Linked DNA regions of Mus musculus: region 2 is linked to region 1. Evidence: chromatin loops called from intact Hi-C (ENCODE). Cell type or tissue: heart. All regions are shown on one strand. Links, peaks and the distances in the headings refer to the core of each region. The heading gives the core; the rest is flanking DNA.

The links. Peaks named below come from ENCODE experiments on the same cell type or tissue, not always from the same donor. Only the 100,000 strongest peaks of a DNase experiment are listed, where the experiment ranks them.
Region 2: it touches region 1 in a loop (2.1-fold over the local background); 2 of 42 quality-filtered maps call a loop at or near these places.

Annotation. Positions count from the first base shown.
Region 1 is chr9:66,607,335-66,615,671 of GRCm38, reverse strand. No RefSeq gene overlaps it. Among named protein-coding and RNA genes, the nearest start is that of Usp3, 18 kb to the right of the region's middle. In heart, for the core only: no CTCF peak of the experiment used is centred there; a DNase peak (open chromatin) is centred at 3,811; H3K4me3 peaks cover 593 bases; H3K27ac peaks cover 373 bases.
Region 2 is chr9:66,555,872-66,564,208 of GRCm38, reverse strand. It overlaps Usp3 (ubiquitin specific peptidase 3), which reads left to right. Exons shown (of 15, transcript NM_144937.4): 3 at 1,524-1,655. Among named protein-coding and RNA genes, the nearest start is that of Usp3, 33 kb to the left of the region's middle. In heart, for the core only: no CTCF peak of the experiment used is centred there; a DNase peak (open chromatin) is centred at 3,738.

The DNA of each region.
Region 1 (8,337 bases), core at 105-8,104:
AGCTTCCCACAGAGCTGTAACTGAGGAGGACTACTTTAACAGCCCCTTCAGGTAACTGTGGCTGGGTCCTGCAGCCTCCACAGCACACTGATGGAGTGAGCGCAAAGTATTGTGAAAATAGCCTTAACCTCTTAGACTGCCTGACAGGCCCTGCTGTTCCCTGGATCACGTTTTCAGAACTACCACCGTGGTAAAAGTATTACACACGCAAAGAATATACATAATGGGAAGAAATGAAAGCAGCCCGACTACTGTTGTCATCAGTGGTAAGTGAAGCCATGCACAAAACAGGTGTTTAAGAAATGGATGTGCCTGCCTAAGCGCCCTGACAGGAGAGGCAAAGCCGAGTCACCCAGCTTCCTGTTGTGACTTGTGTCACATCAAACCTTCCTCCAACCGGAGCCTTTTCATTTTCTGAAACACTTGACTTCAGACCAAAGATTAAAAGCCTGCTTCCTGTTTTGAAGTAATGTTTGTGCTACTGCAAAATGCCCCACAAACGGAGGATTCCATAAACACCGGCCTCAGAGGATCTGACAAACGAAACGATCGTCCCCTGAGAGATTTGGAAGCACAAATCTAAAGTGTGTTTTATGTTTAAAGCTGGGCCTTTTTACTGGAATAAAAATCTTTCAGGGCAAAAATAACTAAATAAATAAATAAAAAAAATCACCATCCTTCTGATCACCAGTTACAAACTGAAAACAGTGAAGAACTTTCTAGAAGCCAACTAGGCCACTGAAATTATCCTCATCAACACATAACCGTGTGGGTTACAGGGAAGTAGACCAAGAGTCCTGTGAGTGGAAAAGTTCCCTATGGGTTCCACCCTCCATTCCCATCAGCCCTCACCCGCCCCCACGCACACTCTCAAGGCTTCTCATATGGGAACAAGTGGACAAAGAGATCTCAGCTGGAGCTTGCTGGGATGGCTCGGCAGGTAAGAGCACTAGCTACTCTTTTGGAGGTCCCTGATTCCATTCCCAGCATCTACACCGTGCTGTAACTCCTGCTCCAAGGGATTAACACACTCTCTGGCCTCCATGGGCACCGGCACACAAACTCAGCGCAACATATATACATGTAAGCAAAACACTCTTATACATGAAATATAAATAAATAAATTTGGAGCAAGAAGTCTGAACTGAGAGGACAGAATCAAAGATCACATGCTATCCCTGTACTTAATTACACACCCACACAAGTAGTAATCAATACAGTGAGGCTTCGTGAACCCAGGCTCTTTCCTGGCAAAATTACCAGTTTCCCATCTAGATTGTTCATGTGCTAGTTTTAAAAGCATTTTTGAGATGCCAAATGACAGGCATTTCCCTCCAGGTGTTCCTATTGTGTGGTGTCCCTGTGTCTCCAGCACCATTCCCCGAACTCCCCCTGCTTCCCTGGTTTAGCTTCTAAGGTCCAGGTAACCAGATATGAACTTCCCAGGTCAGGAACTGATGGTCTAAAAAGAGAAGGCGTGATCGGTCACCTCATATGCGGCTGAGGGATTTTTGCCTAGTTATTTGGAGCTTTTTAATCAGTAGCTCTGCATCCACTTGTTCTCCTTCTCCCTCTCTGTCTCTCTCTCTGATTTTTCCAAACAATTTAGGGGTATGTGCCTGAGTTGTAATCTCTAGCACTGGAAATACACACACACACACACATACACACACACACACTATTTGGGGCTGTGTGTGTGTGTAACTATGCATGTGTATACACAACCGCTCCTAGCTCAAGTGTGTACTTTAGCTCTATAATAAAACTCCTTCCTGATTCCTTTTGAAGAAACTGATGATTGTTCTAAGTAAACTGTGAGGAGGAAAAGAAAGGGAAGCGTGGATTATTGAGGAGGAGGTGAGGAACAAAGTCCTTCAACAATGCCTAGCCTAAGCACACGTATGCACGCGCACACGGGTGCAAGAGTCTCTGGATGCTTAAGAACAAAGTTAATATTTAGTTTTGCTTTCAGGGAGGAGACCTGGAAAACGTTGAACATCTTGTGGTAAAAATATACAAAGCATAAAAACGTATGCTGTTGTAACTGTTTAAAAATACATAACTCAGTGACTTTCAGTACGTTCATAACACAGGGTGACCTCCCATGCATCTAACTTCAGGACATTGCCTCATCTCATAGAAGACCCCACATCCATGAGAAACCATTTCCTGTGCCCTGGCTACCACTAACCTTGCTCTATATCTCTATCAATTTGCTTCTTCTCTATATTTCATAGAACAGTAATGATATAACGTGGCCCTTTAAGCTGGGCAGCTCCAGCTCACAGCTTTAATCCTAGCACTATGGAGGCAGAGCCAGACAGATCTCTGAGTTCAAGGTCAGTCTGGTCTTCAAAGCAAGTTCCAGGACAGCCAGAGATACACAGAGAACCCTGTTTTGTTTTTTAGGTTTTTTGTTGTTGTTGTTGAAGATTTATTTTTTTATTTTATGTATGTGAGTACACTGTAGCTGTCTTCAGACACACCAGAATAGGGCGTCATATCTCATTATGGGTGGTTGTGAGCCACCATGTGGTTGCTGGGAATTGAACTGAGGACCTCTGGAAGAGCAGTCAGTGCTCTTAACTGCTGAGCCATCTCTCCAGCCCACGAACCCTGTTTTGAAGAATAAAAAACAACAAACATTTGGCCTGGCTTCTGTGGTGGTTTGAATAGGTATGGCCCCCACAGATTCAAGTGTTTGAATGCTTGGCCCATTGGTAGGTGTGGCCTTGTTGGAGGAAGTGTGTCACTGTGGGGGTGGGCTTTGAGGTCTCCTATGCTCAAGCTATGCCCAGTGTAGCACACTCTCCTCCTGCTGCCTATGAATCAAGATGTAGAACTCTCAGCTTCTTCTCCAGCACCGTGTCTACCTGCAGGGCACCATGCTTCCTACCATGAAGATAATGGGCTAAACATCTGAAACTGTAAGGGAGCCCCAAATTAAATGTTTTCATTTACAAGTGTTGCCAAGCCATGATGTCTCTTCACAGCAATAAAACCCTAAGACAGCTTCCTTCACTTGGCATGTCTTCAAAACTTGTTTTTATTTTAGACTGTTATCATTTCTTCATTCTTTTCTATGGCTGAGTAACACTGCGTTGTGTGATGTTGTTTGTTTATGGTAAGAGGTGGTTCTGGTGTCACTGTGCTCTGAGGATAACCCTCAGGAGTCAGGGATGGGCTTGGGTGGTCAGAAGAGGCAGCAAGTCCCTTTCCTTGCTGGGCCATCTCACTGATCTGTATAGCCACTCACCAGTGATGACGCTTGGGCCATTTCCAACTTCAGTTATTGTGATTAGCCCTGCGAACACTGTGATGTTTCAGTCTTGTATCATGTTGCATGTATTACCTAACAACCCAAAAGATTGTTTTAATAAAACGACCAGAGACAAATGCATTACTTTATAACTGAGACCTGTCAGCTCTTTAAGATCATTACGGGATCAACAAATGGGTCTCCTAGGACCTAAGAGAAACGGAGGGGTGGGGAGTTTAAAATAGAATCCAATTTTAAAATAATCCAGTGGCTTTTCAAGCTGCAACTGCGCCCGTCATTGTTCCAGAAGCCTTGCCCTGGCAAGCGTGGGAAGGGCTGTGAGAATGTGTAGTTGATCCCTGTTTTTCAAAAAGGGAAAGCGGTAATTAAAGTTGGCTTTACCGTGTGATTATGTTGACTTGGTCTGATGCACAGATTCTCCCCGGGAGTCTGGCTCCTGCAGCGCCACAGATGTCCTCTAGGGGGCGAGCCCAGGAGACGCCGAGTCCCCTGAGGAGCTCTGAGCCAGGGGGAACTGGGCCAGCAGAGCCTTTGCAAAGGGAAGAGGAGAAAACACCGTGACGAAGCATCCAGTGCTGGGAGGACACTTGGGAGACGCGTTTCTCAAGCACTTTATTTTTATAAACAGAGAGATGGAGAGCCAGAATAGCTGCTGCTGTCACAAACACTGGAGGCAAGAAGTCTGGGACTGTCTGTAATGATGCAACACGCAGCACAGGGACAGCGTCTTTCCATAGCCCAGAGTGGGGAGTTTGAATGTCTCCTCCCTCGTACACTACCTTCCGACTTCTGATCCCACCAGTTAGTTACATGTGTGACCCAGGGGCCGTAATTGAGTCTTCCTAGGTCATGTCAGTATTTGCTTACTGGGTCTACTATCTCCAGACAACAGAGATATACCCAAATTCTGCGTGTATCAAACCTCCTTATTGCTACGTATGCAGATTCTCAACATGTGTTTAGTTGGAGAACTACTATAGTCCTTTCAAAGGCCATAGTTCTGTTTAACGAATTAATTAATTAATTAATTAATTAATGAGTTCCCCTCCCCCCCTTGTCTCACTACATACCTCAGACTGGCCTGAAATCCATGAACCTCCTGCCTTAGCATTCTAGATTCTGGGATTTACTGCTTTGCAGCACCCCACCTGCACCAAATAAATCTTGAACTTTTATTTTCTGTATAACATTATCATCCCGGGGGGTGGTTGTTGACATGTCACAGAACTGAGCCTGCAGCTAATAGATGACAACTTCAGTCAGTTCTCCTTCCACCATGTGGATTCCAGGAACCTCAGGTGATCAGCTTATCTAACAAGCTCTTTGATCTGCTGTGCCATCTCCCAGGCTCCCAGATAAATCTTTATTGGTGACATCTTCTCATATGTAGAAGGTTTACCCTGGCTGGGGAAGCGAATGAGAGTTTTGAGTGTAAGCGCCATGTTTAGGGTCAAAAGCTCCTCTGTGAAGCCCATCCTGTGTACACTCTGCTTGCTGTCTGCCAACCAGGCATCCTTAGAGCCTTTCCAAGGCACAGAGGGCCACATCCTCCTGCCTCCCCGTCCTGCATTTGGACAGAGCTGGGCTTGGATGTTTCAGTTATCACTGATCCTCCTTACCCATGGGTATCACGTGCACGGATTCAACCAACCATGCTGAGAATGGGCCTCTGGATTTGTGTGCTGGTTTTCATTGTATTCAGAATGATTTGGAAAATGTACAGCTCTAGGGTCAGAGCACACATCTGCGGTGCTAGGGTAGGTGAGGAGGGGATTCTTGTTACTGTTGTTGTCTGAGACAAGGTCTCTCTACATAGCCTTGGCTGTCCTGGAACTCACTATGTAAACCAGGCTTGTCAAACTCACAGAGATCTGACTGTCTCTGCCTCTCTATTAAAAGAATATACCGCGGGGTGGTGGTGGCGCACGCCTTTAATCCCAGCACTTGGGAGGCAGAGACAGGCGGATTTCTGAGTTCGAGGCCAGCCTGGTCTACAAAGTGAGTTCCAGGACAGCCAGGGCTATACAGAGAAACCCTGTCTCGAAAAACCAAAAAAAAAAAAAAAAAAAAAAAATACCACATGCCAGATGTGAGGGGATTCTTTTTTTTTTTTTTAAGATTTATTTATTATTATACGTTAGTACACTGTAGCTGTCTTCAGACACCCCAGAAGAGGGGGTCAGATCTCATTACAGATGGTTGTGAGCCACCATGTGGTTGCTGGGATTTGAACTCAGGACCTCTGAAAGAGCAATCAGTGCTCTTAACCACTGAGCCATCTCTCCAGTCCGGGAGGGGATTCTTAAGAAGGGGAATGTGTTCTGTCTTTACTGTCATAGTTACCCAATGTTTGTTGAGTCAAAATTCATGAGCACGTGTAAGAAGGGAGTGGAGATTATTGTATACAGGAGGCTATGGCTGGCTGGCTCTTCCCGTCCAGCACAGAGGAAGCAAATGGTTAATAAGTTGAAGCTTTTAAAGTTGGTCTTCACCAGCCATATGTTCTCTCTCATATACAGATTTTACCCTCTAATTTATAAAAAAAAATAATTTATTTGGGGGACTGGAGAGATGGCTCAGTGATTAAGAGCACTTACAGCTCTTTCGAAGGATCTAAGTGTGGTTCCCAGCACCCATATTGGGGGAGGACAGCTTTCAACCTCCGTTAACTCTAGCTCTAGCTCTGTGGTATTGCATGCTGTCTTCTGGTCTCAGTGGATCTTTTTGAGCGCACGCGCGCGCGCGCGCGCACACACACACACACACTATATATATATATATATATATATATATATATATATATATATATATATGCATGCTCAGGCCTTCACACATTCATGCAGGTTTTTATTTAAGATTTTACTTTATTTTTAATTATGTGTGTGCATGTATTCAGGTGCCCACAGAAGCCAGAAACATTGGATAACCTTGGAGCTAGAGTTTCAGGAGATTGTGAGCCACCCGCCATGGGTGCTGGGAATGGAACCGAGGTCCCATGCAAGGACACTATGTGCTCTTAACTGCTGAGCCATCTCTCTAGCCCCAAATGTAGGCGTTTTTGTTTGATTTGAGGGCTTGTTTTCAGTTCTTAGGATTGAACCTAAGGCCTCCTGTGTGCTCAGCAAACACCACAAAGCCACAGGCCCAGCTATCTTACCTTCTAATTTTTGCATGAGTGTAGTTATGGGGATTGAATGTGTATGAAGATCATAAAACTAGAAAGGGGCCACTTTAAGGAAGAAGGGTGGGGAGGGTATTGGGTCACATGACAGGGAAGTAGAAAGGCGAATCTGGGGTCAGAGAAGGCAAGCAGATGGAGAACTAGGGAGCATTGATCAAAACAAAGATAAGGAAACCTGATATTTTGTATGCTGGTTTTTTGAGTTTTTTTTTTTTTTTTTAGTGACAGGAAACTGGGCCTGATGGCTCACTTCTTAATTCTAGCACTCAGAAGGCAGAGGCAGACATATCTCTGTGAGTTTAGAGGCCATAGTTCCAGGACAGCTAAGGCTATGCCGAGAAACCCTTTCTCGGGGTGGTGGTGGGGAGAGGGGAACAGGGGCAGCCGTGCAAGTGTGTGATTTGGTCAGGTCCCAGCATTAAGCTCCAAGTTAGAGTGGCAGGCTTTGTCACAGCAACGAGCCTGGTGTCAGAACTGAACGTGTGCAGGTTTTTCTCTTGTCCTTATGATACTCTGTAACAGCCTAGAACACAGCATTTATATCATTTTAGCACCATAAATTGTCCAAGTGTCCAAGAAAACCATGTAGGTCGTTTCATGTGCATATTCCACGAGAGATTTTTAGCCTCTGTGGATTTGTTACTGGAGAGTTTCTAGAACCAACCTGTGAGGACTGACTTACTACCACCCAACGTGTTTAATGAAAACTGTCACTCATGCCTAGCCATTCAACAATTACGTAGACTGTCAAACATAGCTGCCTAATGCGGTAGTAAATTTATTTTATTTCTTTGCATAATGAAAGTCAAGCTATCTTCTCTTAAGTTTCATAATTTATACCTAATATGTAACAAGAGTTAGAAATTAGATTGTAAGTCTTTATTCTTGCAGTTATCTTATTGGAAGTGGAATGGTGTGGTATTAAATCATACAATTTTTTTTCATTCTATAAAATGATGCAGAGCTAGGGATGTGGCTGGGTAGATAGTGTGCTTGCTGGGCAAACATGAGGACCCTAGATCGGATTTCCAACCCCCGTAAAAGCTGCTTGTGGTAACGTGCATTTGTAACTCCAGTGCTTGGGACCCAGAGATAGACAGATCCCAGGAACTCATTGGAACCAGCCAATCGGACCAAAACGGTGAGCTTTGGGTATAGCTGCAGACTCTGTCTACAAATAACAAAGTGGAGGAGCCTGGAGAGATGGATCAGTGGTTTAGAACACTTGCTGCTTTTGCAGAGGACCCAAGTTTTGTTCCCAGCACCCACATCAGGCAGTTTTCAACAGCCTGTAGGAATTCTAGTTCCAGGGGATCTAACACCCTCTTCTGGCCTCTAAGGACACCTGTGCATGTGGTGCACAGACAGACAAGCCTGGCATGAACAGAAAGAAAGAAAGAAAGAAAGAAAGAAAGAAAGAAAGAAAGAAAGAAAGAAAGAGAGAGAGAGACAGAGAGACAGAGAGACAGAGAGACAGAGAGAGAGAGGAAGGAAGGAAGGAAGGAAGGAAGGAAGGAAGAAAGAAAGAAAGAAAGAAAGAAAGAAAGAAGGAAAGAGAGTAGGAAAGAAAGAAAGAGAGTAGGAAAGAGGAATGTGATGGGGAAGACACCTGGATTTCACCTCAGACTTCCACATGTGTCAGGGCAAATGTGCCCTGTCTCAAGCCATGCATACACACAAATAAATAAATAAAACCAATGTGGCTCAAAACAAACAAACAAACAACCTGCCATAGCCGACAAAATGAGGGGAAAGAAATAGAGAAAAGAATGGGAACTTTCTTACAATCCCAGCACCCAAGTACCATTAGCGGTTGCTTGGTTTTTTTGTCTGTGTGTGTGTGTGTCTGTGTGTGTGTGTTTGGGTTTTTTTTGTT
Region 2 (8,337 bases), core at 110-8,109, 51 kb after region 1:
TATTTGGACTCTGAATAAATAGTAGTTAAATGTATGGGAGAAGATGCTAATGAAATAACCATTCACACTTGTCTTAGATTATTTAGTTTAATTGCCCAACAATGTGATACATGTACTATAACCTCAATTCACAGGTGAGAAAACAAGTACAGAAATTTTAATAACTCATTGTGCTTATACAACTAGTATGTGAATTTGAAAGGCTAGTTTTAAGCACATACCCTTGTTATTTTATTTTAAACTCAGTCTACTTTGGGAGACAGAGGATCCTTGGTGTTAAAGTTCATGGGGGAAAGGTATAAGAAAAAAATGGTTGAATTCTGAATTGAGGTTAAGGGTGTTAGTTTTTCTGGGGTGTGGAGACTGGACTTAGGCTGAGAGCCATTCCTCAGTCTCAAGGTAAGTGCAGCTTCTTGATTAACTACTGCAGCTTGAGATGAAACTTCCTGCTCTAAGTCTGTTATTTTGATGCCAGTGAACTAGCAATTGTTTCTTTACCTGTTGAGTTTTTAAGTAATTTCCACCTTTTGCAGACTAGTTGTTGTAAAGGAACTGGGATGTTTTTGTGTCCTTAGGAGTTTTTTATAGAGGTCAGGGACAACATTCTATAGTCTTTAGGTAAAGTGTAGATAAATGAGGGTGCATAGATACTTACTTTGGTTTTAGTTTCCCTGCTATAATAATTTATTAGGGCTTACAAGATGGCTTAGCAGGTAAAGGCACTTGACATCAAGTCTGATCCTTCTGGTTTGACCTATTAGGTAGGGAGGGACCCTACTCCCATGAATCATCTTTTGGCTTCTGCTTATGTACCATGTCATGGACAGCCACTCACTCCCAAATAAATAAATGTTATAAAGCTCTGTTTATTAAACTTGAGTTGGAAAGTTATAAAATTGGTAGGAATATAACCAATCACTGGCTATGTTTGCTTACATGGACAAATTGCAGTTTTTCTAACACAAGTTGATTTGTGTTTTGTTTGGATTGTTTTACACAAATGCATTTCCATGTGTGTTGGTGATGAGGCATTCAGAGGAAAAATCTGAAGCTGTATCCAGGAGACCACAGATTGCCATGCTTCTGTCTGACTTTCACATTGTAGGTGTAACTTCAGCATATGGTACTGGGGAAGGAGGTTGATTATTTTAATGTACAGACTTTTTATTTACTTATTTTAAAATAACAACTCCAAGCTGGGAATTAGCAATTTGAGAAAACCCTTAAATGAAAGACAATATAGGGGAAACATCAGCATAGAAGATAGTATAAATAGCACTGAAACGAATTTGGGTAGCTAATACCTTTCCTTGCTTGTCCCTAATCAAGGCGTAACTAAAATTTGACTGTAGTATTGAGTTGCAAATTTGAGTATACTTTAAGTATTTAGCTTAATATATCACCAGGTGATTAACTTTTTTTAAAGAGTTATTTTTCATTTTAATTTGGTTAACAATTTCATCATCTTTGACAACTTTCCAAAGCAATATTTAAATTAAAATAATTTCACTTGGCTTTGTAAGGTATGTGAATGGCCATGCAAAAAAACATTATGAAGATGCACAGATACCCTTACTCAACCATAAGAGATCAGAAAAGCAGGAGAAAGCTCAGCATACAGTGTGTATGGATTGCAGTAGCTACAGCACATACTGGTAAGTTAATATTTTCTGGAAATGGTATTGTTTTTACAAATGTGTTCTTACAAGTTAAGCTTCTTTGTTTGAAAGATTGTTTTGGTAATCTTCCCTATCTCTTTTCTACTTCCTGAGAGGTAAATGTCAAGAATTTAGTGTTTACAACTCAGCATTTCAGGCTCCCCCTGACCCCCATGAAGTGTATTAGACTTTAAGAGGAAGTTGGAGATAGCCATGCCAGGTGGTGTATACTGGTATTCCTTGCACTATGCAGGCTAAGAAAGATTCTGAGTTAAAGGTCATCCTGGGCTACAAAGCTAGATCCTATGTCCAAAAAAGAATAGATTGTGAACCGTGTGGCTCCTTGTAATATAATGTATGTGTCTGTGTCATATAAATGGTAGTAAAGTCCTGTCTATTTTGTGACTGTTTAGGAGCAAATTATTTAGGCTACAAGCAGTGTTCAACAATTTGTTACCCATGTAGTATATGCAGAGATGTTTATAGTTTTAACTTTTGAGTGAAGCAGATTTCTTTCTCATCATAAATTATGATGAATAATTTTTCACCTTTACTTTCAATTCTAAGGGCTGCTGACATTGAGGGGGGTGTTTAGAAGATCCTTTAGAGTTATGTATTTGCTCAACAGTCCTTGAATTTTACATGAGGGCAATACTGAGCAGGAATGGGCATTTAAAGTACAAATATCCCTGTTTGTTGATTTGCTTTTGGTAAGTGGTTTGAGACAGAGTTTGCTGTTTGGTCTAGGCTGGCTCCTACCTCAGCCTCCTGAGCACTGTGCATGTGTTGCCTTGCCTGTTTCCAGGCATCCCTGAGAACCACACTTTCTGTTGAAGGGCGTGCTAGTCCTTTCTCACACTGTCTGTGGGAAGATGTCCAGCCAAGGGAAGAAAATTAAACCAGTGCTTTTTCAGGTCTTTTAATGTTTTACAGGTTTAGCATAGTTGGCATTTAACTATTGAATAAATCTGTAAAAGGTTTAAGTCATTCAAACACCTACTCGTTTAGTGGTCAGACCTGGAAAAGATAGAAGGGAGAGAAACTTAGAGGCAGATGAAGATTTTTGTAAAAATTAGTATTTTCTGAGATGTTCACACACAGGGCAGTGCTCACTACTGTTGCTTGCTGATGTGGAGTACTTCTTTTCTTTTCTTCTCTTTTCTTTTTCTTTTCTTTTCTTTTCTTTTCTTTTCTCTTCTTTTGATTTATTTATTATATGTTAAGTATACTGTAGCTGTCTTCAGACACACCAGAAGAGGGCATCAGATCTCATTACAGATGGTTGTAAGCCACCATGTGGTTGCTGGGAATTGAACTCAGAACCTCTGAAAGAGCATTCAGTGCTCTTAACGGCTGAGCTATCTCTCCAGCCCGAGTACTCCTTTTCATAACAGCTAAGCATTAGCTCAGTTGGCTGCTGTTGCTTGAACCCTGGCCTTAAATAAACCTCTACCCGGACTCACATCCTAGCCCTCCATTAATCCCTGCCCCATTAATCCAAGAATGGTACAGCTTCTTGTTTTATAGAATCAGGTGTTCTGTGTTTATAACTACTTTTGCTTTAGAGACAGCAGAAATTCAGGTCATTCTTGAATGTCTTTATCTCCCTATCATAGTCATAAGTCATGCCATTCTGTGTGGTGCAGGTGCTGACAGCATTCATTCTTGATATCAGTTAGTGTGCAGAGGATGTTCAAAAGGAAGCTTTGTAAATACAGTTAAATCTGTATACTATAACAAATCATTGTTGCTCTTCTTGCTGTTGGTAAAATTCTAAGGGAATGGTAAGTCTTTGAGGAAATCTTAAGGATCAGCTTAATGGAATTAAATTATTTTCATAGGGTGCTATAAGAACATCTGTTAGATATTTTAGTGGCTTTGCAGTTTTGTTAACTAGACATTGGAATTTAATTTCCTTTACATTGCTATAGTGTACTAAGGTAGTAGACATAATTTCATGGACAAGTTGATTTAGGAAATATTAGCATATACCCAGGAGTGGCAGAAGCTTCTTGGCCAATTGCCAGTCTTTTGTGTGCGGTTAAACAGAGCTGTAAGTGTGTGGCTACCCAGAGCTTCTGAAATGCAGGAAGGAAGCTGCAGCTGCACGGGTCACATTAGTGCTACATTTGTGGGCTTGAGAACAGAATGCCAGGGAACCACCCTGCAAAATTACACTGCCATATAAATACCCCAAAGGAGCTGATGACTGTTGTGAGATCATGAAGCTTTGGTTAAAATTAGTATTTCTATTATACCTTAACTAATACAGAGAAACAGATTTCTCTGAGTTGGGGAATTGTATAATTTCCCGGTGTAGTTTTATGAATTTCTTTGTACATCAGTTTCTGATTGCTAGACTGGTTGATAGGGTTCAAAGGAAAAAAAGTTTATATATTTGATTATTAAGCTGTGTGTATATTTGATTATTAAGCATTTTTACTTCAGCTTTTCCTACACTTCTACCCCCAAGTAGTAGGAATCAAACCCAGCGCCCCGGACATGCTCAGCAAACACTACTAAATTATATCCCAGTCCGTTTTTTTTTTTTAATTTTTTAATTTAAGACAAAGTTTTGCTAAAATTTCAGGCTGGTCTTGACCTTACTCTATAGGAGCCTAGGATTTAGCCTCCCAAATGCTGGAGTTACAGCTGTAAGCCACCACACTCAACTGTGAAGCCCTCCTCACCCCTTTATGGTTTGTGTTATAAGATATTCTGAGGCTTACATTTGGTTTTGCCCATATATGTTCATGTGCGTGCACATGTGTATGGAGTTCATAATTGTTTGGATAGCATTGCTCTGGTACCTTGTGTTTTTGAGACAGGCTCTCTTGCTGGGACTTGTAATTTAGGTTAAGGCTGGCTCAAGGGATCCTTCTCTCTCTGCCTCCCCAAGTCTGGGGCTACACACACACCCTAGCCTTTTGCATGGGTATAGGGGATCACACTCAGGTCCTTAGAGTATGTAATAAGTGTTTAACCAACTGCACCATCTCTCCTGTCCTTGCTTACAGTTTTTGTCTTTATTTTCCTTTACTGAGAGTCTTGCCCTGCCCTTTCCTTCCTTATGAGTTATCATGAAAATTTCCTTCTCCTAACTCCAGCTACGGGGAGTAATCTCTACTAACTTCTAGCTTCTGGAACACTTGTCACTTCCTGCTACATGTCACTAATTTGTAAATCTCCTTGGAGACTACAGAGACCCCTCTCAGATCTTTCTATTTTCCTCCTTGTTTTATGCAGACTTGTTTTAGGCAATGTCCTTGCCAAGTATGTGGATAGTCCTGGGGTCATCTCTAGTACTGGGGTGGAAAAGATTTTGATAGCTACCTTTAAAACAGGAGAAAGGTTGCACCAAGTCTGTACTATGTCCTTTGATCATCACAGAGGACTGAAGCCACATGACAGAGGCTAAATTCCTTTCCCTCTGAAGATTGGTATCCTTGTAGGCAGCTCTTCTTAATTCTGAAATAAGCAGAGCCTCCAAAGAGAAAACATATACTGTGAAAGTTGTGGTCTGGCTGGGCATAGTGGCGCACGCCTTTAATCCCAGCACTCGGGAGGCAGAGGCAGGCGGATTTCTGAGTTCAAGGCCAGCCTGGTCTACAGAGTGAGTTCCAGGACAGCCAGGGCTACACAGAGAAACCCTGTCTCGAAAAACCAAAAAAAAAAAAAAAAAAAAAAAAAAAAAAAAAAAAAAGTTGTGGTCTGGCGGCACAGGCCCCCGCTCCTTGAGACAATCCAATTAGCATGAAACAGATAAATGAAGATTTCAATAAAAGTGAAGATCTTCCCAGGATTTTCATATAGAAACTAAGTTTCAGTTTCTTGTTTGTTAAGTACTGTTTCTCCCTTCCCATCCTGTTCCCTTTCCTACCAAATGGTATTACATGTGGTATATTATTGCAGTTGAAAAGAAGCACAAATTAAAATTAGGAGTTTTGTGTAAGTAGACATATAAAGGTAATAGATTAAAAATACTAAACAAATAATTCACTGATATCTGACCTAGTCAACTCTAATCTTTGTAAACAGTAGCTGAATGTAGAAATGAAGAGTTAGGAAAAGAATACTAAAATTACTAGAATACTTTGTTCCCAAGGCATCTTTTCAAACTATTATGAAATATGAACTAATTCATGTCTAAAAACTGCTTAAATTTCGGTTATTTTTATTACCACTGGCCTGCTTTATCATCTTAAGTTATAATTAAAAATTAAAAACAAAAATTTATCATCAAGTAAACTCTTTAAGTATAGATTTTATCCACCCTCCCCTTATTTTTGTGTTTTCAAGAGGGCTTCTCTGTGCAGCCTTGGCTGTCCTGGAACTTGCTCAGTAGACCAGGTATGCCTCAAACTCAGAAATCCCGTTGCCTCTGCTTCCTGAGTGCTGGGATTAAAGGTGTGTGGCACCACTGCCCAGCTTTCTTTCTCTCTCTTTCTTTTTTGTCATCCTCCCTCCCTTTTAAGATGGGTTCTTGCTCTGTAGCCCAGGCTGGCCTCACACTCGTGCTTTTATCCTGAGTGTTGGTATTGATTACTTCTCCCCACCCTGCTTCCGTTTTCCTCCTTTTCCATTTTCTTTTCCCGTTGTAATGGACAGGAGTGGGATGGTAGGAGGAACCCTCACTATGTTGCCTAAGCTGGCCTAGTCCTCATGACTAGCCGGGACAATAAGCATAGACAGTGTCTTAAAGAATGCAAAGCAGAGATTTACTTAAAAATTGTATTTTGAAGTTTAAAAAGAAACTTTGTAATAGAGGTGACCTCAGATCATGAAAAGCTTCTTTAATAAGACAGTGCTTATCTGCTTTTAACAGAGGAAAGGGTATTTTATCTGAGTATATTTTTTTCATATCCATAATTGATATTTGAGGCCAAGACATCAGCATTTAATAAAAGAATTAAAATATACATTTGATTTTTAAAGACTTTAAAGATGTTAACTGTAATTAGTTTGAAACATGAAATCAGAATATCAGCTTGCTTTTTTTTTTCAGTATCTGCCATTTATAATAAAGTGCTTGGTTATACTTGTAAATAAAGAAATGATACACATATGTATAGAAAGGAAATTAAACTTTAAAAAAAAGATTTAATTTATTATATATTATATGTAAGTACATGTAGCTGTCTTCAGATACTCCAGAAGAGGGGTGTTACAGAAGATTACGTTACAGATGGTTGTAAGCCACCATGCGGTTGCTGGGATTTGAACTCCGGACCTTCAGAAGAGCAGTTGGTGCTCTGTTAAGCTCTGTTAAGCTGGGTCATTTCTTCAGCCCAGGAATTTAAAACTTAAAAAAATCTGCTGTCCCTTTTGTGAAGGTACTTTCTGCATCCTAGATGGTTTCATTTTTTTTTTTTTGGTGGTATTATACATGCTTATTATATGAAGAACTTGCTCCTTCACCATTACTTAATAAAGTCACTTTATTTATTTGATGGTTTCTTCTTTCACAGGAATGAAGGATAGTTTTCATTAGGTATATTTTATTAGTTCATTAAGAATTTAAAGTTAATTAGTAACTTCCATAATGCTGTTAACAGGAACGTAGGAAGAAAAGCCAAATGTCTTAGAATGTTAAAGTTAAGAAAGGTGGAGGCTTTTCTCAGTTTGGATATGATATATATGTTATTCAGTATAGTAGTAGCTGTGAAATTAAGTGTCAGGAGTGTATTAAAGCTTCATGTGGCTAATACTGGATAATTTAGCCTCAGTATATCAGAATTTAACATTATGAGTAAATTAATTTTATGAAACCTCAAAAACCTTAAGGCAGAAATCTGATAGAAGCTCCAGAAAGAAGCCAATTTCAAAGTTAAATAATTTTTTGTTAACTAGAATAATTGCAAATAACTGTGCCTTAAGATCAAACCCATTAAGATATTTTAATAGTTATATATTTAGTAGTAAAGTTAATTCCACTCGTTGTTAGCCAACATTAATTACCAAAAGAAACCCCAGATTATTTTATCTTAAAAGCAAAAGTACATTTTATAAGTATTGAAAACAAACCCTAGTTTTAATGAAACTACTAACAATGAAGTAAAAAAGAAATTTACACAATATTTTTCCACAAATCCAGCCCTACAAAGGATAGTAGATGGAAAACTCCAACACAAGGAGGGATTGGCAGGATTAATATAATAAAAATGGTCATCTTGATGAAAGCAATCTACAGATTTTATGAAATCCCCGTCAAAAACCAACTCAATTTTTCATGGAGTTAGAAAGAGAAATTTTTGAATTCACTTGGAATAACAAAAAAACAAAACAAAACAAAACCCAGGATAGCGAATTTTCTCAACAATAAAAAAACTTCTGGAGGAATCACCATTCCTGACCTCAAGCCATAGTACAGAGCAATGCTGATTAAAAAAACTGCATGGTATTAGTACAGAAACAGGCAGGGAGATCAGTGAAATAGAATTGAAGACCCAGAAATGAACCCACACACCTATGGTCACTTGATCTTTGACAGAGCAGCTAAATAAAACCATCCAACGGGGAAAAAGACAGCATTTTCAACAAATGGTATTGGTTCAACTGGAGGTTAGCATGTAGAGGAATGCAGATCGATCCATTCTTATCTCCTTGTACAAAGCTCAAGTCCAAGTGTATCAAGGACCTCCATATAAAATCAGAATCACAGAAACTAATAGAAGAGAAA